2 separate regions of the Homo sapiens genome follow, and region 1 is linked to region 2. Evidence: chromatin contacts called from ENCODE Hi-C data. All regions are on one chromosome and are shown on one strand. Each heading gives the region's core, a stretch centred on a gene start or an enhancer-like site at or near the end of the contact. The rest is flanking DNA. Distances are from core to core; before and after follow the strand shown. Region 1 overlaps LOC124905020 (a long non-coding RNA gene). Region 2 holds the start of ERG (ETS transcription factor ERG).

Evidence for each region. A loop is a pair of places that touch in the nucleus more often than their neighbours do. Pooled maps may share reads with other maps.
Region 1: a loop to region 2 is called in a map of endothelial cell of umbilical vein, with 5 times the contacts of the local background. The contact joins the enhancer-like site here to the promoter of ERG in region 2. A Hi-C loop is called at or near these places in 2 of 168 maps with a recorded cell type or tissue (Right ventricle myocardium inferior and endothelial cell of umbilical vein) and 4 of 50 pooled maps.

The regions. Positions count from the first base shown.
Region 1 is chr21:38,170,520-38,173,478 of GRCh38, forward strand. LOC124905020 (a long non-coding RNA gene) reads left to right here. Exons shown (of 3, transcript XR_007067862.1): 3 at 279-1,181. Among named protein-coding and RNA genes, the nearest start is that of DSCR10, 34 kb to the right of the region's middle. RefSeq lists an enhancer at 1,256-1,550. Within about 2 kb of position 1,473, at least 3 of the 41 ENCODE cell types and tissues checked have a DNase peak (open chromatin) inside an H3K27ac peak, as active enhancers do; they include endothelial cell of umbilical vein, where a contact is called at or near this core.
Region 2 is chr21:38,497,068-38,499,786 of GRCh38, forward strand. It overlaps ERG (ETS transcription factor ERG), which reads right to left and starts at 1,410. Exons shown (of 10, transcript NM_182918.4): 1 at 1,296-1,410. The coding sequence starts at 1,313.

The sequences.
Region 1 (2,959 bases), core at 223-2,722, 330 kb before region 2:
CCTCAAGCCAAGCATGATGTAGTGGGGGTAGGTTATCTTTCTTCTCACTGCCTTAGTGTCCTCAGGATTGCCTTGGGGCCACTTTTCTTGTCATCAGGAAGTGAGCAGGACCACAGCTGATGACCCTCAGCCTGTCATTTTGGTGCAATCCAGGGTTTAACTGGCCGGGGAGTAAAGGGGACTGTTGCACCATTCCAGGCTGGCTGAGCCTTGTATCTCACCTCCCCACATCTCTGTATCCCTGGGGCTAAATGGGGCTGTTTCCATGCTCCTTCTAGAAGCTTCTCCAGCACCAGCCTTCCCCCAAACCAGAACAAGAGCATTGATCTACACCCAAGAGGAGCAGGAATCAGCAGAAACACAATGGAACAAACTGATATGCCATCTAGTGGAAACACAGAAAGCCTCAAATGAAAATCTCAGCCAAAATGAGGCCACTCAACCAGTGTCCAGTGAATCAAGTTTCTGACAAAAGTCAGCTAAATCAAACACCTCTGTGTTTCACCCTTTTTGATGGCAACGCCTTAAATGTGACTGCTGCTCAGAAAGCCAAGTAAAGAAAATATAATGGGGCTGCTATTGGCTCATTCCGAATCAGGCATTTTCTCTCAGGTCAGCATTTGGGATCAGAATTTTGATTACATAATATTGTCGAAGGCAACAGAAAAGGACCATTGACTCACAGGGTGTTACAGCTGATAAAGGACTTCAGAATTAATCAACAAACATTGAGGCAACATTAACTAAAGGTCAAGAACTATTCTAACCACCTTATAAATATTTATTCACTTAATTCTCACAGCAGCCCTATATATAAGCACTAGCATTATCTCCACTTGACAGATAAGGAAACTGAGGCATGAAAAAGTTAAGAAAGGTGCTCAGGGACACACAGCTGATAAGGCTTCGCACCCGTTTGGTTAGGCTCGGAAGCCACTGCACCATGCCCAAGGTCACAGAGCAAGGAGTCCAAGCAGTATTTCCCTTACTCAGAGATATGAATAGCCAGAAACACTTAGGATGTTTGGTTTTACAACCCACAACCTCCTCCCCCACCTTCGCCAAAAGATAAACTATTTTCTTTTTTTCTGGAACTTACCTAACATAACATAATCTACATAAATCTACAAAATAATGTTGTTCATGAGAAAGGCATATTCGATTCAAGCTTATCCACCTTAAACTGCTTCTGCATAACCAACCTAGACGTATACAGAGTCCCTTCTGTTAGTTCCTTTGATGGATTTTTGCTTTTTTTCTCCTGAAAGTAAAAAGCAGGAACATATACTGTGATTTATTAGGTTTTGCATCTGTGACAAGGAATGCAGTCCTAGAGAGGGCGGTAATTAGCTAATGCTTCTGGAATGCTGCTTCCTTCCCACCAGCCCCTGGAGGTCAGCAGGCCAGGGGCGAAGGCAGCTTTGTCCTGCCCCTATGGGAGGTTGTGTTTCTCGACCCAGTGTCTTGAGTTTGCTTCGGGGCCGGCATCTATGGAGAGCAGGGAGCATTTGCACTCCTTGGGGAAGAGGCATGAGGAGGGGCAGCGGTGTCCTAAGCTCCTAGTGACTCAGTCTATTCTTGACCTGCCATCACAGGGATGAGTTTGGCCTGAATGAAAGTCACACACCCTGAGCAGGCTCTGAGGTTTGGTTTAGTCCACAGTTTTTCAACCTCAGGACTATTGACGTTTTGTCGTGGGGCTACTGGATGCACTGTGAAATGTTAACAGCATCCCTGACCCTCCACCACTAGATGCCAGTAATGGCTGTAACCGTAATAGGTTCGCTGCCTGATGGGCAGCCAGCAAGTCAGTACACCGAGACAGCCAGTTGCAGCAGAGAAAGAGGGTTCATTGCAGAGCCGCTGAATAAGACGGGAGGAAACCTCAAATTTGTCTCCCCGAGGAGTTTTAGGGTTAGGGTTTTTAAGGGTTTTAGAGTTGACCAAAGTGTGGAGATCAGTGGTTGATCGAAGAGTGCAGGGTGAAGGCATTGGACAAGAAGATGAAGACGCTGTATTCTCATACTGATTCAGTTCCTCTGTGAGGTGAGGGTCTTCTAACTGGTTGGTGTGAGCTGTTCCACTGGAATTCAGGATCTGAAAAGCATCTTAAGCAATTTTTTTTTTTTTTTTTTGAGACAGAGTCTCACTCTGTCATCCAGGCTAGAGTGCAGTGGTGCGATCTCGGCTCCCTGCAAGTTCCACCTCCCGGGTTGACGCCATTCTCCTGCTTCAGCCTCCCGAGTAGCTGGGACTACAGGCGCCCACCACCACGCCCAGCTAATTTTTTGTATTTTTACTAGAGACGGGGTTTCACTGTGTTAGCCAGGATGGTCTCGATCTCCTGACTTCATGATCAGCCCGCCTCGGCCTCCCAAAGTGCTGGGATTACAGGCGTGAGCCACTGCGCCTGGCCACATCTTAAGCAATTTTTAAGCAAAAGCCTTGTGATTCTAACCTCAGAGATGCTATCTATAAGAACAACAGGGATACAGATGGTCAGTGTCTAGGCCTACCTGACTTTCTGTTACAAGGAAGTGGGCCGAAGTGCAGCCTGATTAATGCTTAATTATAACTATATTTCTGTACAGAATTCTTGTTAAGAATTATTGGGTCCAGGATTGACCTAATTTTCCCAAATTATTTAAGATTAATTATAACATGGCCTCTCAGATTGGTTCAAGGGTAGAGTGAGGGGGACCATGCCATTTGGGAAGAGCCATTCAGACATGTCTAATAAGTAAGCATTGCTTTTCTCTACCTTACTCAATATTCTTTACAGATTTCAGAAACAGCCTAAAACAACATTCCACACATTGAATGCATATACTAGTTCACAGTGAGGCCCTAGAGTACTGGAAGCAAAGCTGGGAAAAATTAAAATTCTAAATCTTCTACACAGTAAATGCAAACATGAACTGGACATTCCTCATTTCTTCCATATTTCCTTTTCTACCAT
Region 2 (2,719 bases), core at 160-2,659:
CCAATCCTTGAAGCCAAAGAAAGAAAAGTATAAGGTGAAAGTTCTTGGTACACAGATTTTTAATATATTATTGAACACACCTTGAGAAATAAAAGCTGAACTTCTCAAACACAGTTTCTATGGTACATATGAGTCAAATCTTCTAATACAAACATTTCAAATTATGAAAATACCAAACCAAAGAGTATTTTTGAAAATGGCTTGGCCCAATTCTGGGCAAACTTCCATTTTCTTATGCACTTTCCAACAAACTAAAAGCCTTATGAAAACACCACCAAATGCTTCTCACCTCCGTGCAGCAAAACTAAAGACATGCAACAAACACAATTTTCTTTTCCCTCCACTCAGCATCTGCTTTTGTTGCTGATTTTTCACATTTCTACAAATGTCACGAAGGCATGGTGGCCTTTAAAACAACTGAACGGACCCCCATTCAAGACTGCATGCCCCTTGACTTGTAGTCACCATTAAATTGGCTTCATTTCCAGGAATCAGGCCATATTTAGGATTGTACCTGTGCAGATTTACCTCCACATTAATCTCTACATGCTATCTACTAAAAACTTAGGCAAGGAAATGCATCAGACCAAACACCCCACAGCACAGAGAACCGACCGGCCATTGCTTTCCAATCTCCGCAAACCTAACCATTGCTGGAAGAAATCTTACTCACAGTGCACAGACAGTAGGTATTTTATTGAAGATAAACATATAGTGGAACAAACCAAATTACCCCCATTTGAGTTACGTGAGCACTCAGTTCTCAGCGTGGATGTCCCACAAATCAAGTCAACATTTGCGTCCCATTACCAGCAGCCACTTGCCGAGTATCTCTTCGCTTCCACTGGGACTGCCTGGCATCCCTGATGCTAAGGAGCCACTGAAGAGCCTCCAAATGTCTGACATTCACAAACGCATCTTTTGCTTTGACCCGACCCTTCAACCTCTCCGAGTCTGCTGCCTTTTCTCAGACACACATCCAGGCACCGTTAGGGATAGTTAGAGAATCTGAAAATTCAGAAGCGCTCCGAAAAGCCTTTCCAAAAGTAATCCACAGCACTCAACAGTGAATTTAGAAACCCCAATTTTTTTCTGAGTTTGAAGTTTTTAAGCCTTGCGGATGGTTGGAGTAGGAAAAAGGAAATTTACTAGGCAGTGCAAAGGAAATCTTGTTGTCCTCTATTGTGGCAGTGGGGGTGTTGCCCAACCCTAACTTATCTGCCTTGATAAAGGAAACCAAAGAAAAGAGTAACAAGAACAAGATTTTGTCAAATTAAAAGGAACCCTTTCCTTACCTTAATAGTGCTGGCCATAATGCGATCAAGTTTATTGATCGTTAATAAATGTTAATAATAATTATTGCTTCTCTCTGACCAGAAAGTAGTTTTGATGAGGTTGTTTAGAGCGGATGAGATTGTGCTAAGTCTGGGAAATGAAGTCAGCCAATGGCAGGAAGAGGTTTCTATTGGTCCTGGCTGTCCAGCCCAAAGAAACAGGATATTTGGGAGTGGAGAGATAAGAGACCCTGAAAACAATGTTGTTTTTCTTGATGATATGCAGCCAGGAGATTTTTTTTTTTTAATTAAAAAAAGAAAAGGCATCAATTGGGATGGGGACTGCCACAGCAGGTGTGACCGGTGTGCCGCCGTGTGACACACTGCACTGAGACCAAGGCAGGATGCAGATGTGATGGGACTCCGCATGGCTTCACACGGGCTGCAAGCACCTTGGAGCCAAGGCGTTGAGGGCACCCCACTGCCCTGGGTGTCAGCCCTTCGCAGCCCAATTCTTCGCAGAATTACTAGGACAGAGGACTTGAGCTCCTTTCTCCTAAAAGGAAACTTTGCAGGTGGAGTTTATTTCATGTTAATAGATGGCCATGTTCAGTAACAGCCATTGCCTGGCTGATTTTTAACAACCTATATTTATTCAACATTTCATATAAGTGTTCCAGAACAGTTTCATTTTCTCCTTCCAAATACCTGCACTTTTTATTTGCTCTACAACAAAGTTGTTGAAAACGCAAGGACTCTAGGCTTACAGTAAACACAAAAAATAAAGAGGAAAAATAAACCTTCCTAAGTCTTGTTTTCAAGTATTTATTAAAACCCAAATAACTGAAGTGACTACAAATGTCCCGGAATATCAGTGAGCTGGTCTCACTCTGACAGACATCCATGTTGCAGACAACAGATCCTCATAGAACTTTTGGCTACCCAGAGATGCCATGTGAGGGCCCCATTACATGTCTAAAATCCAAGCTATAAGTTCAGGGTCACAGGTCTGTTTTCTCCTCGAAGGAAGTACAGCGAATGCAGGCCTGAACATTCCTTAGAGGGTTTCAGGACTTTAATTACTCATTTTCAGGAAATTGCTTGGAAGAAACATTTTGCTTTGAATCTAGCTACAGGAACGCAGGACCCATAAAGAGGTGTGGTCTCAATAGGCGACCCCAAGAACACAATAGACTAAATCCTGAGTCATCTGACAATTCCTGGTTGCAGAGCTGGACGTTCAGTAAATGGATTTCACTCAGACTTTAGGCCGGCATGTGTCAGAGTTCTGTCCACCAGCCCAGGTCATTCTGGCTTTTATTATATACCTCTGATTTATCACCTCATGTTAGGACAAAAGAAGGAGGAGAAGGAGAAAGATAAGGGGGGAAAGGGAGAGGAAGGAGAGGAGGAGGAGGAGGGAGGGAAGAGGGCGAGAAAAAATG